Regions from separate parts of the Mus musculus genome. Here regions 1, 3 and 4 are each linked to region 2. The links are chromatin loops, found by intact Hi-C in ENCODE. Cell type or tissue: left cerebral cortex. All regions are shown on one strand. Region 1 overlaps LOC115486416 (a long non-coding RNA gene). Region 2 has its middle 17 kb from the start of Gm40255. Region 3 has its middle 89 kb from the start of Gm40255. Region 4 has its middle 70 kb from the start of Gm40255.

Region 1 (8,000 bases), 82 kb before region 2:
ACAAATAGAAACACACACACACACACACACACACACACACACACACTCTGAGACCTGAGCTAAACACCACAAATCCTTGGCAAGTCAAAGACAATGCGTACCATCTCCAGAGAGGCAGACATGTAGACTGGAATTACCTTCTGTGTTCTGTGGCTATACAGCCCAGTTGAGGAGCAAAGTCCAGACTCAGTTTGTATATCATAAGGAAATGAACCTATTCACTCAAATGGGGGCTGGATTTTAGCTTTCTTGTTAACATAATGGCCTAGAATGACAAAACCCTGAGCTCACTTCTTAGTATTAGAAAACCTAACAAAAAATATAAGAAATATATTTAAAAAATTTTAAAAAGAAGTATATCATTTCAATCAACATATATTTACAGTAGCTGTGGACCACTGCTTCCTAGTAGCTTACAAGACAGTGGGGAAGAAAGATGCATGAGAAATTGTTCTGCAGGAGTGACAAGCTCAGTACACGAGGAAGTACTCGGATCTGTGAAGATACCTAACAGGGAGAAACAGCAAGGAGGCAAGGGGCTCCTGTGGGAAAGGAGAGGCATACGTGGTGATTGAAGATGGATGTGTCACATAGAGACAAAAGAATACACAAAGCAAGATGGGAGAGGCCAAGGTGGATGGTAGCTCTTAATAGTTGGCACCACAAGAATGCCAAGAGACAATGGCTAGGAAAAAAGGTCCAGAATCAGAAGATTCATCATCCCATCCGTCCATCTGTCCATCCGCCCATCCATCCATCTGTTCATCTATCGCCCATCCATGCATACATCTATTATCCAACCATCCATCCACTCATCCACCTGTCTGTCTACCCTTCCATGCATGCATCCATCCATGCATCCACCCATCCATGTATGCATCTATCATCCATCCATGCATGCATCTATCATCTATCCATCCATCCATTAATGCATGCATTTGTCATTCACCCATGCATGCATGCATCTATCCATCTTTTGAACAAATAATCCCTAAACATTTACTTTGCATGGTCCAGAGCAGGGAGAGGGGAAATGAAATAGTAGCACAGATTCTACCTTCAAAACATCTGCTTAGAACAAGGTGAGAACAGGAAGAGTCCTGTTCCCTGGGGCCTTTCATAGCCCCTCGCCTAATATCAAAAGCTGGAGGATCTTGGGGACAGGTTTCAAAGCGGGACAAACCCTTCCTCACCTCACAGTAAAGACCTGACAGGTGCAGCCAGTGGAGGACTCATGGGGCCCGGTCACAGGGAACATATGAATAGGGCAGGGTGAGAAGAATGGCTTCCAGACAGGGCTGTGGAGACTCATAGGGTCCCCCAGAGCCTCAAGAAACCAGCTATCTGCAGGGAAGCTCTCACACTGCTTTAGGTCTGGGAGTCACATAGATCTGGGACTTGGGATGAAACCCTATGCAGACAGTACCAGAGGTCTCCAGTTTTGAAAGATGAACAGAGTCTAGGACATTAGTGGGTGGAACATTAGCATTCATCAGGCTATGGGTCTGTGTCCCAGGATTAAAGGAAGCAGTGTGACCCATGGTAACATGGTTAGTTGGAAATGCCCATGATGCCAAGACTTACTGGGTAGATAGCCTGTGTATAAAGGCTCTTCTCGGCCATTCCCTCAAACTTTTTTTCAACACAAACTCATAACCTCTGTCTGGACATTTTAGGCACTAACCTATGAAAAAGTAGAGGAGAACCCAGGGTCTTCCAGATGCCCATTTATTAAAAAAATCATAAAAGTTGGGAAATACATCGCCCAAAGCACATTATATACTCACATGAAAATGACCTTACACTGCACAGTAAAGGAGTCACACAAGTCCCTTCTAGAAGTGACTTTCAAATTGATTCTGGAACTCTGGAAGTCACCCCAAGAGTGGCACTTGTCCACATTTGTTCAGTGGGCTAGAGGATGTAAAGCAGAGGCATTGAGAAGGAAGAGATGGAGGCCTCCTGCCGGATGGGACCTACGGGGAGGAGAGTGTAGTCGACCTGCTGTCTTGTGAGAGGTTCCAGTTATTGTGTGGGTAGTTGATGATGCTGTGTGGTTTGCTACTGTTGACATATCCAGTCTTCCTACATATTCTAAAACACCTGATATATTTTATCAGTAACCCACCGGTTATTTTGTACATACATTTTGTAATACATTTTGTAATTGTATTCTGGTAAAGCTCACAGGCGATGTTATTTGGGGTTGGGGGAGGGTCAAGTCTTCTCTTGTGCTGGTTTTCAGTATCCAGAGCAAGGTGGAAGAAACAGGGTTCCATTTTTCTTCCCTTTGCTGTGCACTTAGGATATCTGTAGGGCACAGGAGTCCTATTGGGCAGCAGCTGGTCTCTCTAGATCTAGATGCTAAAGAGATTGCCAATGTGTTTCCAAAGCAGAGGTAGGGAATGCATAGATCTAACTGTATTTTGCCTATTAGTATTCCCACATTTGTATTGTCTTCTGAAAATTCTGAGCACTCTAGCCCACTGGGTTGGTGGGGAAGGGAAAGGTCTGAGGCCAGGATGCGTATGTTTCAAAGACACTTGCAAGTCATAGCTATGGCTACACGTGTGCAGTTAATTGGAGACTGCTGTGTACACAGCGACAGGTTGAATACCTGACTTGCCTCCCCAGTCTGTCTAGGTGTTAAGACACACTTCGAGGATGTTAAATGTAGACGCAGTAAAAGATCACTTTGTAAATGCCTTTTTGCTAAAATTCACATGCAATTCTGCCTGTAGGAAATGGAATGGGGAAACCGCCCCTGAGAGCCATATGGTGCTATCTGCACGTGTTCAGGGCTCTGGAGGAGGTGGGAGGAAGCAGTTGTAAAAGGTGACTCACTCGTATGTTTGTTCTTGGGCCTTTTTGGGGGCCATTTTTTTTCCTGCACATTTTGTGAATTTTGTTTTGCCATGTTTATGTTGTGTAAAATGAAAAAAAAAAAAAAAAAGAATCCAGGGTTTGCAGCATCTAGTCTGTAGATGGTAAAGAGGTTGCCAGTTCGTGACAGAGCACTGATTACGTTAGCACATTGAGTACACTTGGTGTTGAAGGTGTAGGAAGCTTGTCTTCTGTAAGTGAGTTCAGATGTGAATTTATCTCCCCTTTTAGAACATTATTAAAAACTTATTTCTATTTTATGTGTATGAGTGTTTTGCCTGCATGTATGTGGACATGATGTGCATGCAGTTCCTGCAGAGGCCAGAAGGGGGCATTAGATTCCCCCCTAGAATGGGAGCTACAGATGGTTGTGAGCTACCAGGTGGGTTCTGGAAACCAAACCTAGGGCCTCTGCAAGAGAGTGAGGGCCCTTAACCACTAAGCCATTTTTTCAGCTCTTATTTGATTCTTTTTAAGTCTTACATATGCCTGTTCTCCATTTGTTAAAAGACAGGAAAGAAAAAATGGCTTGGACCTAACTGGTCATATTTAAAATATGCAACCATTACAATACATACAATTTTATTTCCATATGCAGTACACATAACAGACAAGTCCTTTTGTGAAGCGTCTAGTCCTTTTTGCTAGTCAGGAGTGCTTGGTACATTTAAAAGTGTAGATTACTTTTGTTTAAATAGCTTTTAAAAACTTGGGAAATGCTGTGTTTGGAATAGGAATTTTTGGAGCACCTCTGAGAACCGTACTGCCTGTGCTTGTTCAGTGGACTGGGGGAGGTGGCCGGGAAGAAACTGCAGAAAGTATTGTGTTAATTCATGCTGGGAAATGCCAGCTTATCCATTACCTTCTAGGTAAGTGCACATCACTGAACTGGGTTGTATTGTGTATCTTGTATACAGACTGCATTAACAAGCCCTTGTTTTATACTATCTAGTTCTTAGGTATTAGAGAGGTTGTTACTGTAGGTCAAAGTGGACTTAGGAAACGAACATTTTGTGTGCCGCGTGGAAATGCATGGAAAGATCGTCTGGGCTTTGTGGAAATGAAATTGCGGCATCAGGTCTAAGTGATGCGTGCCTTTGTTACAGGTAATGCAGGAAGGAATAGATTAGAAGAAATGAAGGGTTCTAGACCACAATGCTTCCATTAGGAGATACTTTTAGGTATAACAATTGCTGCTTCTGTGTGGCTTATTCAACACCACTGTGTGTATGGTAGGTGAGCTGAGGTCTTCGTTTCATGCATCTAGTCTTTCAAGAGGTTTGGAAGTACAGAGAGTATGTTAAAAGTTAAAGTGGTAATAAACACACTTGGCAGATATCCATTCATTACACTTCGTAGTGACAAGTCGTGCCTTTACCTCCAGCACATGGGAGGCAGAGGGAGGTTCCAGGCTCGTCAGGGTTACCCAGTGAGACTCTCTCAAAAACGGAAGATAAAAAAACAAAAATCAAAGTGACTTGTTGCCTTTTGCAAGCAGAATGAGCTATGCTCATTGTTTGTGATGGTTTGGGGAGGGAGGAGAATGGAAATGGGTAAAGATCTTTACTGCAGCGTGCTCTGGGACCAGTAAGGTTGACAGTTGGTCCTTCTATCTTGTCTGCACATGTGTTTGATTTTGCAGTGTGTGTAGTGCACACAAAGGGTAGATGGGCCACAGCGTCTAATCCTTCTTGATGCTTGAGAGCCTCTACAAAGCTGGCAGAGTAAACTAAAGCGCCTAGTACAGAGGAAAGGGAGGAACGGGGAGAAGGCAAACTGTTCGCTACACAAGCCTGGGGATCCGGGTTCGATCCCCAGCACCTGTGTAGAGTCAAGTGAGCACCCTCATGCCCTGACATCTACACACCCCACATCCACTTCTATTCCTACACTGCATACATAAAAGAAAGCATAAGAGCCTCAGTAGATCAGACTGCAAAGGAACGGCTGAGAGAAAGTCATGGGGCACAAGGCTTTGATGCGTGCTTCCCGCTGCGGTGGAAAGGCACAGCTTGTGTTGGGGGTTTTGTTTGTTTGTATTTTGTTTGCTTCCCTTTTTCTTTTGGACATAGGGTTTAGCTTTGCAGCTTAGCTCTGGCTAACCTGGAACGAACTTACTATGATCCTGTACCATCCTCCCAAGTGCTGAGATTACAGGCATGCATTTTCCACATGCCTTGCTTCAGAACAGCCTTTCTTTTTTTTTTTTTTTTTCCATTTTTTATTAGGTATTTAACTCATTTACATTTCCAATGCTATACCAAAAGTCCCCCATATCCACCCACCCCCACTCCCCTGCCCACCCACTCCCCCTTTTTGGCCCTGGTATTCCCCTGTACTGGGGCATATAAAGTTTGCCTGTCCAATGGGCCTCTCTTTCCAGTGATGGCCGACTAGGCCATCTTTTGATATATATGCAGCTAGAGTCAAGAGCTCCGGGGTACTGGTTAGCTCATAATGTTGTTCCACCTATAGGGTTGCAGATCCCTTTAGCTCCTTGGCTACTTTCTCTAGCTCCTCCATTGGGAGCCCTATGATCCATCCATTAGCTGACTGTGAGCATCCACTTCTGTGTTTGCTGGGCCCCGGCATAGTCTCACAAGAGACAGCTACATCTGCGTCCTTTCAATAAAATCTTGCTAGTGTATGCAATGGTGTCAGCGTTTGGATGCTGAGTATGGGGTGGATCCCTGGCTATGGCAGTCTCTACATGGTCCATCCTTTCATCTCAGCTCCAAACTCCGTCTCTGTAACTCCTTCCATGGGTGTTTTGTTCCCAAATCTAAGGAGGGGCATAGTGTCCACACTTCAGTCTTCATTCTCCTTGAGTTTCATGTGTTTAGCAAATTATATCTTATATCTTGGGTATCCTAGGTTTGGGGCTAATATCCACTTATCAGTGAATACATATTGTGTGAGTTTCTTTGTGAATGTGTTACCTCACTCAGGATGATGCCCTCCAGGTCCATCCATTTGGCTAGGAATTTCATAAATTCATTCTTTTTAATAGCTGAGTAGTACTCCATTGTGTAGATGTACCACATTTTCTGTATCCATTCCTCTGTTGAGGGGCATCTAGGTTCTTTCCAGCTTCTGGCTATTATAAATAAGGCTGCTATGAACATAGTGGAGCATGTGTCCTTCTTACCTGTTGGGGCATCTTCTGGATATATGCCCAGGAGAGGTATTGCTGGATCCTCCGGTAGTACTATGTCCAGTTTTCTGAGGAACCGCCAGACTGATTTCCAGAGTGGTTGTACAAGCCTGCACTCCCACCAACAATGGAGGAGTGTTCCTCTTTCTCCACATCCTCGCCAGCATCTGCTGTCACCTGAATTTTTGATCTTAGCCATTCTGACTGGTGTGAGGTGGAATCTCAGGGTTGTTTTGATTTGCATTTCCCTGATGATTAAGGATGTTGAACATTTTTTCAAGTGCTTCTCTGCCATTCGGTATTCCTCAGGTGAGAATTCTTTGTTCAGTTCTGAGCCCCATTTTTTAATGGGGTTATTTGATTTTCTGAAGTCCACCTTCTTGAGTTCTTTATATATGTTGGATATTAGTCCCCTATCTGATTTAGGATAGGTAAAGATCCTTTCCCAATCTGTTGGTGGTCTTTTTGTCTTATTGACGGTGTCTTTTGCCTTGCAGAAACTTTGGAGTTTCATTAGGTCCCATTTGTCGATTCTCGATCTTACAGCACAAGCCATTGCTGTTCTGTTCAGGAATTTTTCCCCTGTGCCCATAATGACAGGTTCCCCAGTGAGAACATACTGGATCATCACCGTTCTGTGCTGTCCCACCCAGGAGGGGATCTGGCGGGGTGCAGCGGAGGAGGACTGGATGGTGAATATGATGAGGCTCTCCAGCTCTACCTGGAGAGCACTGGAGCCTGAGGAAGCTGGTCTCACAGGAGCATGGTTGGTTATTGGAGGGCATAAAAGTGTGGGTGAAGTTGAGGTGACAGCACAGGAGGTCAGGTGACCTTTTTCATTCAAGGTTTTGTAAGGTGGCAGTCTCCTGAGGATGTCATTCACACCCAGGCTCTGGTCTAGCTTTGGGAGGTGCCTAGGCATCACTGAGATTCAGAAGCAAAGGCCAATGAGTGAGGACCAGCAAACTTCCTAAGGGTCCAATGAACAATGGTGGACTTCATGGAGAGGTGAATGGCCACTCATGTCCTTTGACCAGAGCACCGGCTCTTTGTGGCCATGCCAAGTGAGTTAAATTATGATTAGAAGGGACTTTCATGTACCAGCCAGAGTTCCATCCTAGCAACAGAGACCCTGGATAGTTTTTTTGTTTTTTTTTTTTTTAAAAGAAAGAGATTTATTTATTACAAGGAAGTAGATGTTTGCAAAGTTGTTGGAAGGGTTGGGGCAGGGACATCCTGCTGGTCTGATAGAAGTATCAGTGGGTATGCCCTACCAGGAGAAACACAACCTTTGGCACAGTGAGTATGCCCTATCAGGAGAGACACAACCTTTGACACAATTTGAGCAGTTGACTCTAAGGTTACTTGAGGTCAATCATGCACACCCTCTAGCCATGCTCCCAGACACTGAAATCCAGAGCAGAGCCTGTTGCTGTCTCTTTCCTCTGCTGCTCAGCACAGGGACAGGTTCAGCTGTGCTCTCACCTGCAAGGTCTAGATTGATCGATTGGAGAACCCCGTTTCTTTCCTAGGATTGAAGCACTCTGTCTTCAAGAGCGAGTGGGGAATGCAGAGGTAAAAGACTTTCTCCTTGGCTTCTGCAGTGCAGAAACGTCCCGTAGACGGAGGTGGGCATGAATAGCAGTCAGTGGGCCATTTCCACACCACTGCACAAGTAATTAGAACAATAAGATGCTTGCTTTGTTTTGAATCTCCCCACCTTTGTATCCAAGTGTATTAGCTGTACAAAACAGTATATTTCATTGTGATATTTTCATATGTTCATGCAACATACCTTGACCATATCCCCAACTGTACCCCTTTATTGTCTCACCCTCCTCCCTCCGACCCCCACGATCTTCCCTGACAATGTCTCCCCCTGTTTTCCCATCTCCCCTCTTTGAGATTCCGTACGTGAGAGAGAACGTGTGGTGCTTGTTTTGGGTCAAGTTTACTTGGCTTA
Region 2 (8,000 bases):
GAAAGGAAGAGAAACATTCTAGGTAGGGAAACTGTTGGTGCAAAGGCCCTGGGGGGAGGGCAGCTAGAGAGCAGAATGGAGCAGTGGTTAGTGAGTAGGTTAGTGATGGCTTCAGGCCACGTCAGAGATGCTGGAAGGGGATCTGAGTGAGGAGGTGAGATCCTCAGGGTAACTTTTAATGAGACCATGCTGGCCTTGATGAGAGTTAGACAGTGAGACACAGATGTGGTAAAGCCACAGCTGTAAGACCAGGAGGGGAGAAGGCAGCATGGACTTGGGAGACTGGCAGAGATGGAGGAAGTGCTTGTATGGACATGTCATAAGCCAGAGATCTCTTCACAGACTAGATGAGGGAAGTTGGGGTAGGGGGTAGGGCGCAGAGACAGGAGAGAAATAAAAAGTGACATTTGGGGCCAATCAACAAGGTGGTTCATTACAAAAGTAAAGGATCCTGAGATAGAGGAGAGTGATGTATTGACGTGAGTGGAGAACAGGGGGCAGATCTTGGCTCGCTGCACCATTGCACAAACACTGGCTCTTTGGATTTATGAACCTAGGTTATGGGAGCTGGAGAGATAGCTCAGGGATTATGAACACACATTGCCTTTGCAGAAAACCCAGGCTTGATTCCCAGCACCCACGTGGCGGCTCACAACTCTCTATAATTCCAGTTCCGGGGGGATCTGATGCTCATTTCTGACTTCCTTGGATATTAGGAACCATATGGTGCAGATATATGTGTGCAGGCGAAACACTCCCACACAGAAAACAAATAAATCAATCTAACGAAATGAAGGAATCTAGAGCTTGGTTTCATGTCTCATGGAGATCATTCTAAAGCTGTCGGAGGCTCTGGCACACGGTTGTGGGATGGAGCCCAACACCCTTTCGTCATCACCACAGTCTTTGTCAGTCTCTGCTCTCCTCCCTACACAGTCTCCCATCAACCTCTCCGTGCACTCAGCAAAGACGCAGACATAAGCACCCCTCCCGAATGCTATGCTCTGTTCGATTACCTGCTGTGTACCAGACAGTGTGTTGGACAGAGAAAATACACAGAAAATAATAAAATTGTTCTTGGTGTAGAGAGCTTATTGGGGGTCAGTGAGATGGCTTGGTGACTCAGATGTTACCCCACATACTAGAAGGAGAGAACTGGTGTCTCCAAATTGTCCTTTGACATCGACACGTGCATGTACACATGCACATACAAGGTCCTAGTTTTGCTTGTGGAAATTAGCACACTGGAGGCAGGGAGGATCAGAGGTTCAAGGCTGCCTTTGGCTACATGATAGGTTCAAGGTCAGTATGTGGCACATTAGAGCTTGAGTGTATAAATAAATAAATAAATAAATAAATAAATAAATAAATAAATAAAAGAATAGTTGTCTGGGGACAACACAGTAATTAAAAGACAAGAAGAAAAGAGCCCAGGCAGACACATCCAGCCTGTAGGTGGATGGGAAAGAAGAGCTGTGTATCCGGGTCAGGAGTGGTGGTGCGGTGACCATTTCCTCTTCTGGGAGCTGTGCCAAGATCTCTAGCTGACTTAACTCTCCCTTCCTCCCTCCTGCCCTCCCTTCCTGCTTTCTTCCCTCCCTTCTTCCCTCCTCCTTGCATCCCTCCTCTCTCCGTCCCTCTTCCTCCCCTCCCTCTTCTCTCCCTCCCTGCTCTGTTGGGTCTTCCCAAGCTTGAGCCTCCCATTTCTGTTCCAGACTTTATCTTCCTCTCCATGTCTCTCCTGCTGTCACCCACTCCTCTGGGGCAGGGCCCTTGTTTAACCCCTCTCAACAGCTCTAGGGTCCAGGCACAGCCTGCGGTGGGTCAGTGTCTGGATAGTGCCCTCTCCTGTCCCCATCACCTCAAGGCGGGAGGAGGAGGGTCCCACATGAGGGTTGAAGACAAGCCCTTCTGTGGTGGTGGATCTATGTCCCTGCCTGTAAGAAGTCTCTCTGCTGCTCATCGACAGCTGTTCCTTCTGCCTCTGGCTGCCAGAGCAGCCAGCCTGCTTTCTGAAGGGTCCAGGCTCCCCACTGACGCCAATACATAGGAAATTAGTTGAAAATGTCTATATGCCCAGAAAACACTCAAAATCACAATAGCCACAGAGCACACGGGGGCTTTGGCTTATTTTTATAGTTTTGTGGTTCCAGAGGAAGTTAACCTAAGTCTGTGTGTCCTGGGGAGTTAGGCATGACAAATTACTTCAATGACACATTTCTAATGTCACCCTTCCCACCCTCCTACCTGGACCCTTCTGAGCTTGGGAGGTGGCATGTTGGGGGAGTGTTGTATATAGTGTGGCCAAGTGCAGAGAGGATGTGGGAAGCAGTACCCCGAGGAGTGTTGACACCGACCCCCCACATTTAAAATGCCTGTTTATAAGTTCTGCCTCTTTAGCCAGCAGTTTCCTTGGGTTGGAGCGCACAGTTTTATTTGCAGGAATAAAAGTCTGTGGCAGCTGATGTGGCTCTGTGGAGTTAAAGGCAATAACCATCTTAGGCGATACAGCCCAGAAGACCATCATAATCAGCAGCAGCAGCAAGAGGGAAGATAGTGCTTAGAAGGTGGCTGACATGTGGCCAGTAGACTCCATTACAATCCCTACTGCACTACTACGACTGCACACACAAACACACACACACACACACACACACACACACACACACACACACTTGCACAACCTATACACAGGCATACACAAATTCATGCACACGCACTCCCCACCCCCCATACACACAGGTACACACATGTACACACACGCATACCCATACATGCATGGTTACACAATGCACATGCTCACACATGCACACAAACATGCACACATACATCCAGAAGAGAGGCTGGCACAGAAAAAGGAAGTTGGGAAGGCTGCCTTGCTCCTGAGGGTGTGAGAGCTGCTAAGATAGCCACCAGTTCTTCCCTTCAGGGGAGAAGTTCTTGCTATGAGCCAGATACTCTTTGAATCATGTGGTGGAATATCAAGGACAATATATTTCTCTCTAATCCATAAACCACCTTGCAGGTAGGTGTTGAGCCCTCCCATCTTAGGGTGGAGAAAACTCAGAGTTGAGTGATTGTCCCAGGTCCACTGTGAGTAGGGGAGAAGAGGCCTGGAACCCAGATGCACAGACTCTAGCACCCAGGATCTCTCTCTACACCCTCCTTCCCTCTCACTCTTTCTCTTTGTGTGTCTCTGTCTCTGTCTCTCTGCTATGTGTGTATATGCATATGTGTGGAAGTCAGGTGACCTTGGGTATCATCTTCAAGGAACACCATCTACCTCTTTTGAGATGGCCTTCCCTTGGCCTGGAGCTCCCCAGTTGGGCTAAGCTGGCCAGCCAGCAAACCCTGGCTCTCCTTGTCTCCGCCTCTCCAGCACTGGGATCATAAGTGTAGCTACTATACCTAGTCCCTATTTTGTTTGGTTTTGTATGCAGTGGGTTCTGAGGATCAAGCCCAGGCCCCCAGTCTTGCATGGCCAGAACTTACTGTGTTCATTTGTAATTTTCACCTCTGTGACTGGGACCTGGAGGATCCTCAGCTCCGGTGCCTAAGAGGCTAAGCATGGGTCCTCAAAGTCCCCATTGAGCGCGTCTTGCATGATATAAAAGGATGCCCAATTCTGTTAAGGTGCTGGTCCTTGAGGCAGGTTGGACCCTAGAGGGAACACTAAGGAGAGCTGTCTGGAAGCCATGCCCAGACAGATGTCCTTGCTGGCCAGTCTCCAGAGCTCTCTCTAAGGCTCCTATCGCTCCTGCCGAGAGAACTCAATTCTGGCTGGTGTCTGCGATGTATACACATGTGTAGGCTGGGTTTCATTCCTGCCAGATTCTGACACATAGGCAGAATTTTTGTAGCAAGCATATGGCTGGGAACCCTCAGATAACATGCTCAGTGGGGACCCATTTGAAGCGAGATTCCTAGCGAAAACAAGCCAGCAAAGATAGGAAAGCTGGGGTAGGTACAGAAGAGCCCTCAGCCTCTGAGTGCCGCGTTTCCGCTGTGTGCAGTCATGCATGTGAGGGGTGTGTGTGTGTGTGATCTGGGAGCTTGTCTCTGTTTGAAGCAATGTGTCTGGACATGTGGTCACGCATGTGTGTGCCAGGGTCTGTGGGTGACCATGAGCCTGTGAACGTGATGCCTTCGGGGATGTGTGGGGGCCATGTTTTGGGGGATGCAGGTGGCAATGTGTGCCACTAGGGCACGAGCTCACCAGTTTGAAAATGAGAGAGTTTGTGTGGCCGTGAGTGTCTCTGCTGGATCTCCTTGAGGGAGCAAATGATGGGATGGAGAGTTTGATGCTGCACCCGCTGCTACATTGTGCTCCACACACCAGTCAAGCAGGTTTCTGGTCACATCTCCAGCTCCTGACTGCAGAGCCTGTTGGTGTTTTATGACTGAACCTCCCAGGTACGATTCAGATGATGCCCAGACAACCAGGCCATTCAGCAAAAGATCCAGACAGATGGACCACAAGCTCCTTAGCTCCCAGGCCTGTGGCAGCACAGCTGATTTAGACCCTCTGCCGAGCCAGAGTGAGGCTGGCAGGGCTCCCTGGGGGCCTTGTGACTTGGATTGCCTCTACGCACACAGGCTCCACAAAGGCCATTCCATCGCAGCTGGTGCCTCTCAGAAAACAAGACAACATGGGGATTTCAGTTCCCTGAGACTTGGCCATCAGTGGTCGAGGTGTGGTCCCGCCCCTCACCCCAACACCTCTGTTTAGATCCACATAACTTTGTTCTGTGATAAACCCTTATAGAATGTCATAAGCAGGCTTCACACAGTCCCGTACTTCCTAAGTGAGGGCTTTCTTCTTTCCCTACATCTAATGCAGTGTTGGAAACTGAAATTGAGGCTAGGATGGGGTCAAAAGTGTCCAGTCAGATGGAAGGGGAAAGGACAGTGATGCCCTTGAGCACAGCTGGTCATCCTTTCACGTACACAATTTGTCCTTATGACCCTGGGAAGTAGTATGGTTGGCATCTTATAGGTGATAAATTTGAGCCTCAGAGAGGTTAAACAACTTCCCAAGATCACACAGCTGCACTAAGAGCAGGATCAGAATGTGGATGCACGACTAAGATGGCATCAAATGTGATCTAGGAGTAAGGATCACAGTTTAGGACATACCACACCATCACACTTTCTCCTGTTCTCCTTAGACACAACCAAGCCTCAAAGCCTGGAGGTCACTGATACATTTTTTCCATTGATAACCTCTCTTTAGCTATGGTAGTTTTGACTCCATTTGAAGATAAACACACGGAGACAAAAACATCGTGCTGGGAGTTTAGGGTGGAATTGCAGTAGAGGGTCTCTTCTGTGCTGGTGGAAGAGGAGGGTACACTGTGGCCATCACTTAGGATCTGTGCAGAGGCTAGCCGTCAACACCTGTCACCCACTCAGTGCCAGCAGGGCAGACGTCCACCCATCACCCTCACCCTGATGGGAGCATCTGTTACACCTGCTTCCCAGAGCCACCCTCTCCATCTCTCCCCCACCTCATCATGGCTCTTCCCCGGGGACCCATTCCTTGCTTCCCCATTGGTAACTGTTGGTGCTCTGTCTTCAGTCTGCCTACCAATGATGACACTGTGTGCCCCTGGCCTCCATGACTGGCTTGGGAGTGAGGGTGTGGTTCAGGAAGGGTCAGGGACAGGCTCAGGTAGTCAGGGACAGGCTCAGGTGTCTTTAAGAAAATGTCTGGACACAGCTGTGAGATGCTAGAGGCCGAGCAGCCAGCCTCCACAGGGTGACTTGCACTGGAGAATGGGTGACATTCTAACCTGGGTATGCCTGGAGTGAACAAGTGGGCTAGTGTGCAGACCTCCGGATGCAATGAAGAACCTGGTGTGTGCAGTGGTAGCAGCCCGGGGATACTTGGATGGCTTCGTCACCCTCAAGTCTCAGAGCCTCTCCCTGGTGCAAGAGTGAGTCAGATCTGTCTACTCCCTATCAGGAAATACGATACGGGGAGGACGTGTTCCCCAAACTGCTAATCAGCTTTATTGAGATATGATTTACAAGCGATAAAATATAACTCATTCCAGATGTCGCGGGATCGTTGACAAATGTGTGCTGTCACAGAACCATCTCTGTCACCAAGACAGAGAACATTTCAGTGTTTCCCGTTCCTACCACAGGACACCGGCCTGCGTTCTCCCCCTGGAGTTTTGTATTTAGCATTCATACAGACATCTTATGATGTGTACTCTCCCTGCCAGGTTTCTCTGACTTAGCATAATGTCCCTGCAGCTCAGCCGTGCTCTCCTGCACCATTTCTTTGGCCTTATTCACCCTGCTACAGTCTCCAGAGTAAGGCTCCCTGGAAATCATGAGCAGGGCTCTCCTGGCCTTGTCTCTGCCCTAAGAGGCAAAGTGTTTGATGTTTCGATATTAAGTGTAATGTTAATATATAAAAGATCTATAATTTTATATAAAGATATACATTTCTTAGCAGGAAAAATCTCTTACAGTGCTGGGGATGGAGCCTAGGACTGTAACACTTAGCTGTATCCTCCATCCCATGGTGTTTTGAGACAGGGTCTTGCTATGTAGGACAGGCTGGCTTTGAACTCATGATCAGCCTGCTTCTGACTCTGGAGTGCTGAGATTACAAGTATATTCTTTCCCCACCTGCCTGGCTATAGAAATTCTCTCTCTCTCTCCCCCAACTCTGTCTCTGTCTCTGTCTCTGTCTCTGTCTCTGTCTCTGTCTCTGTCTCTGTCTCTCTCTCTCTGTGTATGTGTTTGCATGGTTGTGTGCATGTGTATCAAGGTGTGTACATGTATGCACACGCATGTGGAGGTCAGAGGTTGATGCTGGGCATCTTTCCTTGGTTGCACCCCACTTCAGTATTTGAGCAGAGCCTCTTGTTGAACCTGAATGTTACCTAGTCAACTGGGTTGTCAGGCTAATGAGTTCCAGGAATCCACCTTTCTCGACCTCCCCCAGTGCTGGATTACAGACGCACGCCGCCATGCCTGGCTTTTACCTGGAAGTTAGGTGTTCAGACTCCGCTCCTCATGCTTGTGTGGCTAGTGAGCTGAGACATTTTCTCGGCCTTAAGTTCTTTTTGATTCTTCATCAGCTGATGTCTTTCAGTCAGGAATGGAGATCAACTTTTGTCACGCTTTTTTTTTTTGCACTGATTCCATGACCCGGAAGTCTTTCTGCTGAATTCTTGTTGACAGAGTAGATTGCACTGACTGACCACTAAGCCGATTTGGAGTCAAGCCAACCAGATCATGGTACATTATCCTTTTATATATCACTTATTAGATTTACTAGTACGCTATTAAGGCCTTTCACATTTATTAACTGTGAAAGATATCCTGAAGTTTCCTGAAGCCCTCTTTGTCAGATCGTGGTGTTAGGGTGATGCCGCCCACATCGAATAAATGAGGGAGCACTGTTCTGTCGTCTGTTTGCTGAGTGTCTTGGTGCAGGACTGTTATTTATTGTTCCTTCACTAGATGCTCAGGAAAACTTACCCATGAGGCCGTCTGGGCTTAGAACTCTCTTTGCATTCTGGATTTTAACTACAAATTCAGATCCCTCAATAGACACAGGGCTGTTTTAAGGCTCATTTTCTGCTTAGAAGTTTGTGTCTCTCCAGGGTCTTGCTCATTACATCTGGGTTGTTGACCTACTGGCACTCTGGCAGTCACAATAGTCTTAACTGTAGCTTCTGATGTCCCCAGAACCCATTGGAATACCCACATCCGCTCTGGCACCTGCCACACAGGCTCTCACCCCCTCTCCTCTCTCATTTTTAACAGAATTTGTCAACTGTACTGATTCTTTTTTTCAAAGAGAAAGATGTAAGTTCCATTGATTTTTTCTCTTCTTTTTCCCTGGTTTCTAGTTAATTTGGTTTGGCATTTTATTTTATTTTTTTCTTTTTTCTACTCCTTTAAAATAGAAATTTAGATTGTTGATTTAAGAGTTTTCTCTTTCTTTATAATACGAGCTTTTTTTTAAAAAAGAATAC
Region 3 (8,000 bases), 110 kb after region 2:
TGTGTGTGTGTGTATACTTCATGAGGCTAGGACATTAAGTGTTAGAGGAACAGGGCTCCAGAACTCCTATTCCTCCATCCCTTTCTGAAAGGATGCGTAGGAAGTCTGTGCTACTCCAGGAGCCTCCGGTGCCTACTAATCCTGATGTACGGTTCCTGGTGGTCCAAGTAGTTCTGCCTCTCACCTAAAATGACTGTCCAGGCAGGAGTCAGACTCTTGGGATTTTTAGAGGTAATGAGAAGATATGAACCAGAACAAGTTTGACTCCTTGACCCCCTCATTGAACTGAAAACGGGAGAAGTGAGATCAATTCTGGGAACCTGAGCAGCAAGGGAAAGCAGGCCAGAGGAACGGGAAGCTGTCTAGGTCATTTCCACACCTCGCAGCAGGGAGGAGGAGAAAACCCCGGCAGGTAATAGCACAAGGGTTGTGTGTTGATGTCTGCTACTACACTGAAGCTGACCCCAAGCTGAATATTCAGATTCAAAGCTCCATGATCAGGCTGAAGTTTGGACGTACAGATAGACATACACATACTCCATGCACGATGGGACAAAAGCCAAGAGTGACATGAGTCCAGAGAAGGCAAGCACAGCCATTTTGGTCAGAAAGTCCATACCAAGCAGTATGGACTAGGGATGTCTGTGGTGGTAACAAATTACACTGGGATCAGGTAAAAGAGCAGCTGCCATCTGGACTATTGCTGGTTTCCATGCCAGAGGGAAAGATGATTCTAGAGGGCCTCACAGGAGCTGGCAGACGACCTGGCCCAGGACTGCTACACATGACTCACAAGTCATACATCAGAACTAATTGCATGGTCTCTAAGTCAACAACCCTGGAAACCAATCCCACTGTGCCCCCGACCCGTGGAGAAAACAGAAAATCTGGAGAACACACTTAGGAGTGACAAAGAATGTTCCCAAGAAGGAGAAACTTGGGGTGCCATTTGCAGAAGATGTGGGCAATGAGACAGAGAAGGAAAAAGATCTTCCAGACGCTGAGGCTACATGGAAACCCTGGGGACATCGGCAGAGTTGGAGCCCAGGGTGCTGGGTGGTAGAGAGGCTGGGGTGGTCTCTTCTCTCGAGCCTTGCTTGGCAACTTGGAGACTGTCTTCCAGCAATGTGCAAAGCAATAGGCAGCTTTGAGCACCACAGTGCTAGGCAGGCTTAAAAGGGAAATACCCAGGAGGGTTCGGGGAGAGCTATATTGGGCACTCACTCAGCTTCCTAAGCAGAGGCCTTCAGTCAGCTGGCCTCAGACTCCATTGTCTTCATTTCCCCTGATGATGCTTTTTTTTATAACTCCAAGATACCCGCTGCTCGCTTTTATTTGAAAGATTTTAAAGACCTGCTGTTGAAATTGGGGTGTGGTTTGGAACTCCTAGGGTGAGTAAAATCTTGTTTTCTACTGGGCTTTGAAGATGACATAGATGAACAGTGTCACAGAAGCCTAGAGCTCGGGAGCTCCTGAGTATGTCAGGTCTTTTCCAGGGCCCCTATTACAACTGTACTCCACAGGTCCCTGTAGAACCGAGAGAGACCAAGACAAGACTGGTTTCTGAGGGCACAAGTCTCTGAAGAGTTGTGTGCCTGACTTCTCACAGGCAGATCTCTAGATAATTCCCTAATCAACATAAAAGGAAGAAGCTGAGTAGGGAAGGGAACAGCCCCAAATGCCATTGTCAAGTTAAGTCATGGACGCCATCTTAGTGTGGTTTGTTTGTTTGTTTATTTGTTTGTTTTTCTGTGACCTTGACACAACAAGAGCTATCTGAGAAGAAGGAACTGTAGTTGAGAAAATGCTTTCATTTGTCTGTAGTGCAAGTCTATAGGGCATCTTCTTGATTAATGATTGATGTAAGAGGGCCCAGGCCATTGGTATGGGCAGTGCCACCCTTGGGCAGGTGCTCCTTGGGTGTAACAGACAGCAGACTGAGTAAGCCAGTAAGCAGCACTCCTCCATGGCCTCTGCCTCCTCAGTTCCTGCCTCCAGGTTCTTGCCTTGAATTCCTGCCTTTGCCTCCATCAGTGGACTGTGACCTGGGATATGGGAGTGAAACAACCCTTTCCTCCTCTCTATGTTTCTTTTGGTCATGGGGTTTCATCCCAGCAACAGAAACCCTAAGGCAGGCACCATGTTGGAGTAATGAGCAGCAGCAGAGGTGTTGTCACACAGTGTCCAGGTCTAGGGACAGCCTCAATCCACATCTCTCCTGTTTGCACAGATAAGAGTGGACCTCTGCTCTACTCCTGGTGGATAAGCATCAGAATAAACATGCTTAGCTTCCATCTTCCGTACAAGCCCTGTGCGTGCTGCCTTTGGGGACTGCACCATCTTATCCATGACCTTGACATGCACTGGGCACATTCTAGTGGAGCAGGGATGCACACCTGTGCCAGCCTCTCTCTCACTCTAGAATCTATCACGTGGATACCGCCTGCCTCAGAGACCCAGGCTCTTCTCTTCTTTGTCCTGGCCATTATGTCACCACTGTAGTACTTTTCCTTAAGAAAATCTACTCGCCATTCTAGGACAAAGTGGAGCCGGAAACTGAACGCTATGTGTTGCTATTATGAGCCTGTTTGCCTTCAATTCACAGGACTCTGAGTCAGACATTTCACTTTGACCTCAGGTCCAAGCCACTTGTATTATATTAGTTTTATTGTCATTGCTGTTGCTAAGGGGGGACTAAAACTGAAAAAAAGAAAGCAGCTTAAGGTGGGATTTATTTTGGCTCATAGTCTCAGAAATTTCAGTCCACCATAGTGGGGAAGGCATGCTGCTGGCTTTTGACCGAGCTTGGGGTGGAGGCTTGTTCACACTGTGCCTATGGATCAGGAAGCAGAGGATGGATTGGAAGCAGGGCTAGTTTACAACCCAATGCCTGGACCTTGACTCCCCTCCACAAGTCATGCTTTTGGTTTCAAAGATTCTACAATCTCCCAAAATAGTGCCAACAGCCAGAGAACACACGTGTTCAAACGCAAGAGCCCATAGAGGACATTTTCTATCCAAATGGTAGCATTTTCTGTGCCGTTGACATAACTAGAAAGCCCCATTAAAGCTGATTTTGGTTCACCATAAGGCAAGGCATGTCTCTTTTCTAGAATCCAGGCAGGGAGGAAGGGGAAACAGCCAGCCCTGTAATCACCAGCATAAGACATGATTCTTGAGTTCCAGCAAACTGCAGGGTTTCTGTTTTCTCTAATGGCCCCTAGACTTTTACCCATAATCATGGCCAGGAAGTCTGGGACTGAGAATGACCAACATCAGACCCTCTAGCAAGATGAAAGGGAGAGGGCTCAGAACAAGGGCCCAGTGGGAATATTAAAAGGTTTCAAGTCAGAGTTGATGCCAGGAACAAGGGTGCACCCATCAGCATTTGCCAGGGAAAGCAGAAACAGGAGTAGATTTCCTGGCAGGGACTGGCTGACATAATGGTGTGGTTGGCAAGGCATGACCAAAGCCCTCAGCCTGAACAGTCGGGAAGGCTAGGCCAGAGCTCTCAGCTCTGTGAAGCTATTGCTCATAAATGGGCTCTTGCTCTTCTCAGAGAAGTCTCAGCTCTGTCCCTAAGGCCTTTCAACCAGTCACAGCGCCATGGCATAGCCGGATTCTTGGGTAATTTGCTTCTTATCAGTCAACTGATCCTAAACTTAAATCACACCAATTGAGTACCCGAACAGCCACGGACCGTGGCTTGACTAAGCAATCAGGTGGCAACCTGGTTAAGCAACACATGACCATCTTTAGGGATCTTGGTCTGTCTTCCAGGTAGAAGAAATTCTGAGATCTTAAGATGCCCCCCACCCCCAAGTAGAGCCTTTTGCATCCCTTTGTATATGTCCACGGTAGCACTAAACTTCACTTGCTGCATCTCAGCCTTGAAGGTTGAGAGTAGCCTGGCTGAAGAGGTGTGTCTCATTCTTTACAACTCTATCCAGAGGCCCGGAGCAGGGTTTTTATATTCTTTAGGCAGATACATTGAAGACCATCATTGCCTTGTGTGTAACATGGGGATACTTATACACACTTCAGAGGGTGTTTTTGAGGGTTAAATGAGCTAGCAGTTATGTGTCAACTGTAACCAGATGGGTGTCTGGGGGTTCATTTTTGATAGAGTCTGGGGGGAAGTTTATAGAGCCAGCCTCCAGGTATCCTCACCAATGGGACTGTGTCCAGCACATCTCACTGTTCACTCGTCTGTGGTTTTCTTAGCAGGCTAGATTCTAGCAACACAATAATGAAACTCAACTTTTAAATGCATGAAGCAGTGTTCTAGAAAGTTATGTGAGCTATTTCAAGCAGTGTGGTAGAAATGACATTTATGTGACTGGTTCCCTACAGAATCTCACAAAACGCCCACTTATCTTCTCACATCTAACTGGAATGTTCTCTGTTTGGCGAAGGCTGCCCTTGAGTCCCTGGGCCTGGTGTGTGCTTCCATCCTAAGATGACCAGTGATGACAGATGCCCAAACACAGACTCAGCCACTTGCTGCCTGGCTCAGCTACCTACCACCCACCTCTCACCTCCAACCACTATCCCCAAATACTCACCAGGCATCTGCATTTCTGCCTGAGAAGTGTATTTGGAGCCACATCCTCTTGGGTGAGTGGGATGAGGGGGACCTGCGGTCTGTTGCATCTGAGGAATGAGCCCCTGGGGGCTCAGAGGAGCACAGAAGTACAATTCCCTCCTTCCTACCCTACTTCAGTCACCATGCCTGGGTTGCTTCAGTTCCTCTCTGATCCACTACTGACAGCAACTGCCTTGTCTGCTGCCCTCTATATTACAATCACTCTTCTAGGGACTTGGAATTTATTAACTTACACAAGCCTTATAAACTCTCCACGTAGACACTGTTATCCTTTGTGATGTGCATATCTTAAAGCTGAGTCTGATGTGTTGGTAAATACCTGGGCTAGTTTGGAAACCTGGGTCCATCTAACTCCACAGCTGAAGTCCTTAACCATGACTGTACGGGACAGAACTCTCTTCAGTGTTTGCTGAAACAGTGTAGCTATTTCTTCTTCTATTTCATCCTTATTCCCACATCTGTCGCCATACACTCAACACCTGTAAGAGGGGTCGCTGTTGTTCAGATGTGTGTGACTTGTGATCTGAGCTGCAGATCAGCACCCCAGTTAGCAGCCTGACTAGTCCCTTACCCCTGCTCTCCTGTATCAGCCACTGCCAGTCCTCAGCCCTGAAAGGAACCATGGGATATGGGTTGGAACACGAGTGGTGACCGAGCCCACAGTGAGCTGTGGCTTCTGGTGCAGTCTGACGTTTCCTCTTCTGGCTTTAGCTTGTGTTGTGCCTCTGCCTTCACAGTGGCTGGAAAGTCACCTGAATGGCACTTGCTCTCTTTGCCTCAGATCCTAATTTAAAGGGATGGATTGAAGTGTGAAAAGGCCTACAGCATTGTGGGAAAGCCCTTCTGAGGGACAGGCAATATTGGACCAGTTGGGAAAGTTATGGGGACAGAGAAGACTGGAGAGCATTTTGTTTTCCTTGAGAGTTAGAGACAGAAAGCCATGTCAGTGTCACAGTCCTCCCAGAGTCCCAGGGACTGCAGCAGTACTGACAGGGCCACCACTTGTTTCTGGCCAAGGGTCACAGGTCCAGTTTTTTAAATTATTATTTACATTTATTGAAATCCACCCACCGCTCTTTCCAGGGGAATAATGACAGAGATCCATCTAGGAGCATCTTTAAAGCTTGGAGGGAGAAAAGGAAGGAAGGACAAAGACAGCAGAGGAGAGAGAGAGAAGAAAGAAAAGAAGAGGGGGGATGGGATGAAACTAGATGAGATGGGGGACAAAGGCATGGAGAGAGGGAGGGGTCACATTTTAAAAAGAACTATCTAGAAGCTCCACGGCCAGGATGCTCTAACCAAAGAGTACAGGCCGCTGGATTGGAGTTGCCTTGTCGTCTAACTCCAGACTCTCTCCTTTGACTCCTGTAACATGGGCCAGAACAAACACACCCACTTCTCTAAACTGGGTGCCAGCAGGACTTAGGGGTGATCTTAAGGTGATGACTCCTTGCCCCTGAATGACGTAATCCCATCCAGCTGTTTTGCCAAATTTAAGAGCGCTTCAGACTGAGCCAGGAAAAGAGTGGTTCACAGGAGGCGATGGAAGGCAGGGTGGCTGGCTGCACACAGTGTGCAGCTCAGGCCTAACTGGAGGAGGGCTTATTCTCAGGGACTGAGTGAGATGGTGCATGTCACAACAGAGGGCAGGACTTTGAAAGAAAGCCTGGTTTAAAGGGCTGCAAGCAAATGCCTGGGTGTCTTGAAATTCCTGAGGACCCCCAAGGACTTTTGTTTACATCAAAAAAAAAAAAATCTACCGCTATTGATCAGACTTGAAAATCAAACAGAGAGCTTTATAAGACACAAGAACATAGTGCATGAGCCCCGAAGAAGTGACGTCATGGGAGAGGAGCAGAGAAAGCAAAACACAGCTAAGGACAGCACTGGAAGAGTTTAAGGCTAGATCTCTCACATACTGACATGCTCCCTGGGCCATAACTTGAGCGCATGGGACCTGAAGGCAGTGTAGTATATATGATGGGACTTCTGCTTTAAGGCCTCAGGACCTCAGATGAGATGAGGGCCCCACACAATCACAACTACAACTGGCCGTCTTGAGCTGCACGAATTGGCAGCTGAACAAACTCCCCAGGGTAGTTCGTCTAGCCAGAGGAACCTAGGAAGTTATAACGGTTAGAAATTTTTCAAAACCACAAGGAGGTTCTGTGTGAATTGGGAAATTAGATTCATCTAATTGTTTGAGATGAAATTAAAAAAACAAACAAACAAACAAAAAAACCCAAAAACCAAAAAACACAATAGTCTCCAAAGTCCTCGAACCCTGGCAGCAGTACCTCACTCCCCCTATGATGTCAGTGCCAAACTGCAGCATCACCAGCCCCGCCTTTTTCCCAATGTGGGAGAAAAATAAGCCCAGCAATCAACATGAAATGTCATTTTTTTTTAAAACCTAAGGAATAGCTGTAATTTGCAAGAAGCCAGAATGCAATTAGCATACGCTTGCCAGAAGGGGCAGGCTCCAGAGGCCCCTGCATTGCTTCATCTGTGAGCGGGCTCATCCCCCTTGTTTAGTGGGCTTTCTGCCCTGTTACTGGCCAAGGTTAAAAGATGAAGAGGAAGATCTGTGTGGGAGCATCATAGCAGGACCTTGAGGGTCCTCATGGAGGAGAGAAGGGGGTTGAGTGCCTGTTGGTGACCGTTTTACTTAGAACAAGATGCAATGAGGGTCCTGGTCCAGTGTTCTCCAGCTCCTGGCTACAGAAGCAGTTTTGTAACCTTGTTTCCTGGGTCACAAGTGCTACAGGGCAGAAGGCAAGAAAATCAGGGCAGATGGTAAATAATAACTGCATTAACCTGGTATAGAGATGAGGCCCTCGGGGGAGACGGGAAATTATGGCTTCCTAGGCAGGTTCAGAGTGGCCTTTAAATTGCTTCTGCTAGTGCACCCTGCTCAGCTGCATGACATTTGTCTAGGATTGCTGCTGCCTGCTGTGTCCTTACCCACCCCCCACATACACACTCTTTCCTGATCTTGGGGTTGACCCTGGAGGTTGCCCCCTGAACCTGTTCCTTCTTAAATGTCTATTGTGATGTGAGGAGCTCCACAGACTCTGCTGCAACTCAGACTCCCCATGTGGGAGGAAGTTCCTCTAAGACCCCTCACGTGAGCCTGGTTGGACCCCCTTCTGTGAGCTTCATTAAAGGACACAAAACTGCCTCTTGAGTGACTATCACCCGAAGCACAGATTTCATTTGCCTCTCTTTCTCCCTTTAAAATTTATACAGTGCAGAGCATTTTCCCTTGCCTGGGGATGAAATCTCTGTCTTGGGCAGGTCCCATAATTTTCTCCTGGCTTTTAGGTAATAAAAAAGGAGTTCTGGTCACTTTAAACCACAAATGCAGTCTCCACTCAGTAATTAAAATGTCCCC
Region 4 (8,000 bases), 88 kb after region 2:
CTCACCCTCCTCCCTTTAGTGTCTTCCCACATCCTTTGACTTATTCTGCACCCCACAATTCTTTATAAATAGTGTTCCATAAATTAACCTCACTTACTGCTGCTTCATGTGACACTATCTGGGGGTGTATACTATTGCGGTAAAACACCCTGGAGAAGAGGGTTTGTTTCTCTTATGCTTCCACATTATAGTCTATCTCTGAAGGAGGTCAGCACAGGAACTTTTAAAAAGGGCAGGAACCTGGAGCCAGGAGCTGATCAGAGGCCACGGGAGATGCTATTTACTAGCTTGTTTTTCTTGGCTTGCTCAGCCTGATTTCTTAACATACCTCAGGATCACATCCTCACAATATCCTCAGTGAGCTGGGCTTTCCCATATCATCAATTAAGAAAATGTGAGCACACATTTTTCCCACAAGCCAGTCTGGTAGAGGCTTGTGCCACATTGACGTTGAACTATCCAGCCCAGCTGCCTATTTCTGCTGTGGTCTGAAGCATGAAGCCGTGGTGTGTGTTTGATGGAGGATTTCAGTTACTGAGACTCAGGCTTGAGTTTGAGTGAAGACACTATTTGTCTCAGAACATTCTCTCCAAGAAGACCCCAGCCTCTGCACCCAGCACCTGGGATGGAGTAAGGATTAGAACCCGGCCTCAGAGCTCATGGGACTGCCCCTTTTGCCATCCTCCCATAGTTCAGAGCCTTTGATCAGCAACGGTATTTATTTTTCTCCTTACTTTCATTTTCTTCTCTATAGCTATTAGTTTATGGGAAAGAAAACACCCCAAGCCCTAGAAATCAGGAATAAGGAAGGAGTTCAGGGCATTTTTAACACAACAAAACAAATGTTTCTCTGTTAGAAATTTCAATCGATTGCATTTACTTCCTTGTATATCTATATGAAAAACCCCCTTTTCAAGATTTTTCTCTCTTCTCCCCTCTCTCTCTCCAACTAGAATTGCTGTGAGCTATCCCAAGGGCCTGGCATCTAGCTGGAGGATACATGTGAAATTGGTATCTTTCTTTTTAAAACGTAACTTCTCTTTTCAACAGATCAATAGCCCCATTGTGGTACCTTTCCTAGAGACCAGATCAGCCTTTAGTTCATAAATATCAGCTTTGACTTCCCCGAGTACTACGTCCGGATAATTTGATGTTTTGAGGGACAGGATCTTGGATGAATTTCTTGTTCAAGCACCTGGGGAAACACAGTCAGGTTCCTTACTTGGTTGGTAGATAGGGATTTTAAAGCACACAGTAGGCACTCAATACATTTATGTGTGTGTGTGTGTGGGGGGGGGGGGGTGATTCTGGCTGCTTTCTATTCTTTCCCCATTTTGAGCAGGGAAAACCCACAGTATAGTTTTGTAATGTCCTGGGTGGCCAAGACACAGGGGAACTGAGGCACAGCTTCACTGAGTGTCAGTGCTCACTCACCATGAAGGGTGGCTGTACACACAGCCTTCGTTGTCCCCTTCCATCAACCTTTTAAAAATATTTATTGATTTTTACTTTGTGTGTAGGTATGTGTGCCTCAGTGTCGTGTGCATCAAGTGTGTGCAGGGGGCCCACAGGGGTCTGTCCAAAAAGAGAGGGTGTGAGAGCTACTCGATCTGGAGTTGACTACAGTTGTGAGCCTTTGTGCACGTTCTGGGAACCCAGCACGGGTCCTTTGCAAGAGTCACAAGTACTCTTAACTCCTGAGCCATCTCTCCAGCCCCCTTTACTGTTAATCTTCATGGGAAAATGCAGAAGCGCCATTTGCGGATTTGCTGGTGGATGGATGCCAAGTACCTCTGGGGTCTCCCATTAGGTTGGGCAGCGGCAGCATCCTCCGACATCTTCCTCACCATTATGGGCTGGATGATGCCAGCTTCAGCGTGCATCACTCGGGGTGTGAACTGGAAGAGCCTCTGCCTACAACCCTTAGGCCATATTCCTTCATCAGGGAGAAGGCAGGAGCCTTCTGCATTTGGGGGCTTACATTTCATCTCCCAGGGCTGGAGCATCAGAGAATATGTTGGGGGATTGTTGAATGTATCAGAAAGTGCTCATAAAATGTTTTTAATTGGTTATAAACTTTTTTGCCAGAGAGAGAAAGAGAGGGGGGGAAGGGGGAGAGGGAGGGGGGAGAGGGGGAATAGGGAGAGAGGGAGGGAAGGGGGAGGGGGAGGGAGAGGGGGAGGGGGAGGGAGAGGGGGAGGGGGAGAGGGAGAGGGAGAGAGGGGGTGGGGAGAGGGGGGAGGGGGAGGGAGAGGGGGAGGGGGAGGGGAAGGGAAATAGGTCCATGTATGTAGAAGTCAGAAGACAAGTTACACTTTTGGGATTCTACTCTCTCTTTCCAACATGGGTTCCAGGGACTGACCTCAGACCACAAGGCTTGCATAGAGAGTGGCTTTTTCCCCAGCTATGTCACCCCACCCCAGTCATGCCTTATCATTGTCACTTGCTTCTAATGCAGATCCTCAAGGTGACACATTTGCATCAAGAAAAGTATTACCATGTAAGATTCTACACTGTAATTTTTTTCTGCATTTAAAAAAATCTAAAGCCCAGCCTCTTTTTTTTGAGAATATGTTAATTTTTTTCTGCTGTTTCTTCTTAGGGAAGGGTGCTCTTGCTTCTGACAGCACCCCCCCCCCCACCGCTTCTTGCCGTTGAAATGTTATTTCTTTCATGAAATGATATCAATATTTAAGGAGATGCCTTTGCTTGCAGAAAACTTGCAAGTCATCCTGTTTTTGAACTGGTTGGGAAGGCAAAGGGGCTCTGGGCTTCTGCAGTTGCACATGAGGAGTGGCGGCTAGGGAGAAGACAGGGCTGCTGTAGGCGAGTGGCTGTTCTCACTGCCACTGGAAACATCCCACAGGGGGATGTGGGGATGACTTAGTAGGGAAAGTGCTTGCCAGGAGAGCATGGGAGTCCTCACAAGATCCCTACCGCATAGATAGAAAGCCAACTACAGCAGTATGCACTTGGAATCCAACACAGCCGAGCCAGGACAGGAGGATACTCAGGGCTCACAGGTTAGCCAGCCTAGCCGAACTGGTAAAACTTGAGCGCTGAAGAGAGAACCTTCTAGGAGGTTGGCCTCTCACCCCTAGATGCACACGAGCTCCTGTGAACATACGCACAAGTGGTTGTGCCACGCACACGCACATGCACAGGTGCACACGCTCAGCACACACACACACACACACACACACACACACACACACACACACATTCTGAGAAACATTGGGCCAGTCTTGCTGGCCCTGGGGACATTTCAAACAGCTGTAGAGTGTACCTGTGCACCACAGGGAGAAGAAAGGTAAGCAGCTTGGAGCATACACTTATTTATTACATATGTTTATTAAGCACCTATAATGTATAACCCACTGTTCTGAAGCTGCAGCAGGGTCATGGCCGATGCCGATACATCCGCTGCTCTCATATAGCTTCTATCGAGTAACCTGGATTTCTCAGAGGTTCACAGTTTCAGCCCCAGCAGTTCTGGGGAGACCCTTTATGCTCTTGTGAGAACCCTTAACCAAGGAAGTTGCTACCAATCAGAGCTTGGTTTTAGTGCCCTGCTCTGCTATCTTGACCTCTTTGTTCTCTAGGGAGTATGGCTTGCCAGCTTGGCTTGCTTTGTTCGGTTTTCACTCTTCAGCTGTTATGCCAGCAGAAGCTGCGGGCCCTGATGGGCAGCCTGGGCTTCATCTCTTAAACTTGTCTGGTAGAGCTAACACACCAGTGGGAAGTCTCTGCTCCAACCATAGCTCTGCTGCCGACAGCCAAGTGACCTTGAAGCCACCCCTTTACTTCTTCTTCTTTACCCTGGTCATAATAGCCTCAAGGAGCTTTCTGACTGTTCACAAACTAGCCTGTAGGGAAAGCACAGAGCTCATTGCCTGGCCTATATAGTTGCTCAATAAATGTTAGTTGAATTGAAATCTGGAAAAAAAAAAAAAGAAGTATGGGCCATGAGCCTAATTCGACTGCAGACTTCATTTGGCTCATTGATTTGCCTTTAAGCAATTGATTTTATATGCCAGGGCACACATCAGGATGGTGCGGGGAACCCAATTTAGCAAGCCCGTTTTATCTCATGTGGATGTGATCTGCGATTGGAATCAAGGGTGTTTATACACGGGAAAGCTGAAAGTGCTATATATGGATGGCTCTACACACACACCTGTGGATTGGGTCTCGGCGCCAACTGCAATGGCACTTTGGTGCCAGGCAGCTCCTCCCAATTCTCTCAGGCCAACAGAAGTCTGGGAAGCACAGAGAAAGAAAAGCTCGGAGGGGTGGAGTTCGGCACCTCCTTATCTCTGCCAACTCTAACACACAGTGACATCCTGATGTCTCAGTGGACAAAAGCCCAGGACCCTTCACCAGTAAACAGCAGCATAGGTGGGAGTGTCCTCCAGGAAACACTCCCAGATATCAGTGTGGATGGCAGTGTGATCCAACATGGTGGATTTTATTGTTTTCATGCCAGGAACAGCTGGTGCTATGTGGGGACACCCAGGAGCCACCCCAGGCATCATTTCTTTGAAGAAAAGCTGCCTGGTTTCCACTGAGAAATAGAGAAAGCAGCCACAGCCATTGGGTTTCCCAAGAGACTGGAATGGGGACGGCTTCTTATGGACAGCTGTGGAGCCAGAGAGCCAGTGTCCCAAAACGAGCAGGAAGCAAGTACATGGGAGGTGGATGTCGAGAGCAGAAGTCAATAGCCAATTTAGGGAGGAGGAGGAGGCTACAAGAAAGGGGATCATTCTTTTCGGTCCAGCTCATGTATGCTCCTGGTATAAGACGAGCAAATGTCAAGTCACTGTCTGGACACAGTCAGAATGGGCATGGGGGCCATATAGGCTGGCATGGAGGCCCTGAACCCCCTGAGTAGAGACCCATTGCAGCCTCCTGGTGGGTTGTCTCCAGCTGTCAATGTGTGAACCCAGTGTCTCACACATACCGGTGGCAGGCAGTGTGTTCTGACGGGCTCTGACACCCACACAGCTAGTGGGTGCAGACAAGTTCAGCTGCTCATGGATTTATCATTGTCTACTGATGGTGGCCCTGCCAAGATAAGAAGCTGGTCCCTAAGGGGGACCCAGCAGGATGCCCCCTCCTTACCTAGACGGAGACTTGGGCAATTACCCTCATTGTTCATGCACAAGCCCCACAATGGAAGCAGTGAGATAGGGAAAATGTGAGCCACGCCGTCTTTGGAGAAATTGTCCCTCCTCCACTTCAGAGCCCATTGTGCTAAAGTTCCTTTACACCAGCCTCAGTTGGGACCTTGCCGTGCAACTCGGGGGGACTCACACCATCCCCAGTCACACTGGCTCCTCCAGGGTGATTTCAGCATTGAGTGAAAATTGAGCAGATTAGTAAATAGATTTCCATCTTCGTGCTACACAACAAACAGCATAGGAAGAGCACATGAAAGGATTATGGGATAAAAACATCAATTGATCCACTCGCAAGGGATGGAGACTCGCTATGTCAGACACAGCTGTGTCAGCAAACACCCGGGAAATGGAACATGCTAGAACCATGAGAGCTTGGCTGAGCACCTATGAGTCACCTCTCTAGGACCAGAACACCTTGGCAGTTCCTGCCCCTCCATACACTTCTTTTGAGGGGAAGTCCAGGAACCTGCACCTAACATACTCATGTCCAGTCTGACCACCCAGTTCCTGGGGTGAGTCCGACCAGCTGCATCTTCTCAGGCCTGGCTTGATATACGCTCACATGCTGACCTATGTTATTCTTTCCTGGGCACTGGTACTGTGAGCCTGATTGGGGTGTGCAGCCTCCATTTGGGGTCTTGGTAGTAATTTTGGCATACCTACAGTGTGTCTAGGATAAAGATATTTTCTTGGATATAGGAAAGGGACACGGGCTGATGGGAATCCTTTATGACTGTGTCAAGCTTCACACAGGGTAATTATTACATCTCCAGCAGGAGGCAGGGCTCTTCACTTTAAGCACACAGAGCCCTGGGAAGATAGTCATGAGGGCATGAATTCATCTGCTGTGGGGTCATCTTCTAGACTAAGATGGAGTGGGGATAGGCTCAAGTCTGTGTGAATATGGCTAGGAGGCAGTCAATCCTCTGAGTTCAAAAGAAGGTGGTGGGCAGGAGGGGACACACATGTCTGCCCTTCCTCATGCCTATACAAATGTGACCCCCAAGGAGCCTCCAGGACTCTGTTGGGCTCAGTGGTTCCAGTGTCTGCCCTGTTTACCTCCTGTCGTGTCCTCAAGGCAGAGAGGATTCATCCCAGCTCCTTTCTGGTTGTAACTCGACAGACTGCGTTGGTTGCCTTCCCTCCAGTCACCCTCTTGCTTGCTAATTCTGGAGGTGTCCGTTTTCTGGTGCTGAAATACAAATCCCTTTACCAGTGTGATCAAACTCGACTCAATATGACAACCACTCGCTCGATGGCAGCGCTTCATCCCTCTCGCCCAGGAGATCTGCTAAGAGATTGATCTGAAATTGGGTTGTGATCTTTGGGGTGGGGTGCTTAGCTTGTACACACGCCAGTAAGTCCCAGGTGACCTCCCTCTGGTGTGGCCACCAGATGACAAGAACTGGGAGGAAGTCACACAAACACAGCCATGGGGCATCGCCAAGAGGTCTGGAAGCTTAGGTAGGACCTTTGACTGTTAGACTCTTGTTCTCATGGTTCTAGTCTCCATCTCACACTTAGAGCCTGGCCCTATATTCACAGCTGCCTTGGGTCCTGGAGAGGGATGGCTCTCCCTCCTCCAACACCCTATTTATGTTTCAGAAGCCAGTCTTTCTTTGTTCTCAGCTTTGAACGCTCGCTCGGTTTTGATGTTCTCTGGAGGCTCAGGTAGGAACCTCTGTCTTCCTCTGGCATTCACCGTGAGGAAAGAGCTGCTCAGGGGACTCCCCGTGCTTTCTGTAGCCCTCATCCACATCCTGGTCATGGCTCTCTGGGCCACTGTGGCACAAAGAGATTAGGCTGGTCTACATGTGCTTATTTGCTGTGGACACTTGACACCGCGTGCTGCCTTTTGTGGGCACTTGATAAGCCGTGTGCCTGACAGACGGCCTTGCTATTTTGTATTTTACAAAATTCTAGTGAGTAACAGAGCTAGGAAGAGTAAGCCTTCGCTCCCCTTGGGTGTTCCAGGCATCTTCTAATGTGACCTGCACTGTTCCTGTTTGTGCTATAATCCTGTAACTGGAGTTGTTAGGGTCAGAGCATCATGGTCTTCCCAGCACTAACAAGCCAGACTCAGCCACCCTTCCCTTCTTCAGCAGGCCGACTGACTAAGCAGGCATAGCAATAGTGAATATCAGGAAAAGAGGGGTTAGTCAATGAGGCCACACTGAAAAGAAGAACAAGGAAGTCTGGTGATCCCTAAGTCCATCTTTGTGGTTCTGACATGAAGTTTAGATTTAAAGTTTTATTTGTTTGTGTGTGTGTGTGTGTGTGTGTGTGTGTGTGTGTGTGTGTGTGTATGTGAGTATTTTGTCTGCATATGTCTGTGCACCATGTGTATGCAGTCCACACATAGGCCAGAAGGGGGCATTAGACCCTGTAGAACTGGAATCACAATACATTAACCACCGTGTGGATGCTGGGAACAGAAACTATGTCCTCCTCTGCAAGAGCAACACACACACACACACACACACACACACACACACACACACACACACACACGTGTGCTCAGAACTGCTGAGCCATCTGTCCAGCCCCTGAGATTTGGGTTTACATAGAGAGCAACAGGTATGCAGGACTAAGGAACCCCTTGACAGCCACAGCTAAAGACATCCTGGTTCCTCAAAAACACGAAGGCAAGCAGCCTGCAGTGTGCTGATTGGTGGCTCCTAGCTGCTGCTGCTGCTGCTGTATCATCCCCTTTTCTTGTTTTTTAATTTAAAAAAACCCTTCAGACAATGACAGCTCACTCTTGGGACCACGCTGTTGGACAGCTGTAGTAAGCTCTGTTCTGAGCTGTAGCATCTCTGC

What was found. A loop is a pair of places that touch in the nucleus more often than their neighbours do. Peaks named below come from ENCODE experiments on the same cell type or tissue, not always from the same donor. Only the 100,000 strongest peaks of a DNase experiment are listed, where the experiment ranks them.
Region 1: a loop joins it to region 2, with 7 times the contacts of the local background. A loop is called at or near these places in 2 of 42 quality-filtered maps.
Region 3: it touches region 2 in a loop (9-fold over the local background); 3 of 42 quality-filtered maps call a loop at or near these places.
Region 4: a loop joins it to region 2, with 2.0 times the contacts of the local background. A loop is called at or near these places in 3 of 42 quality-filtered maps.

The regions. Positions count from the first base shown.
Region 1 is chr4:127,514,972-127,522,971 of GRCm38, forward strand. All of the region lies in intron 1 of LOC115486416 (a long non-coding RNA gene), which reads left to right. Among named protein-coding and RNA genes, the nearest start is that of 1700080G11Rik, 44 kb to the left of the region's middle. In left cerebral cortex, a CTCF peak has its summit at 3,198 (motif pointing right); a DNase peak (open chromatin) is centred at 2,777.
Region 2 is chr4:127,597,281-127,605,280 of GRCm38, forward strand. No RefSeq gene overlaps it. Among named protein-coding and RNA genes, the nearest start is that of Gm40255, 17 kb to the right of the region's middle. In left cerebral cortex, a CTCF peak has its summit at 4,203; DNase peaks (open chromatin) are centred at 2,287 and 3,818; H3K27ac peaks cover 1,128 bases.
Region 3 is chr4:127,703,901-127,711,900 of GRCm38, forward strand. No RefSeq gene overlaps it. Among named protein-coding and RNA genes, the nearest start is that of Gm40255, 89 kb to the left of the region's middle. In left cerebral cortex, a CTCF peak has its summit at 7,071; DNase peaks (open chromatin) are centred at 4,470 and 7,060; H3K27ac peaks cover 2,391 bases.
Region 4 is chr4:127,685,197-127,693,196 of GRCm38, forward strand. No RefSeq gene overlaps it. Among named protein-coding and RNA genes, the nearest start is that of Gm40255, 70 kb to the left of the region's middle. In left cerebral cortex, no CTCF peak of the experiment used is centred here; DNase peaks (open chromatin) are centred at 10, 2,855, 4,148, 4,983 and 1 more place; H3K27ac peaks cover 957 bases.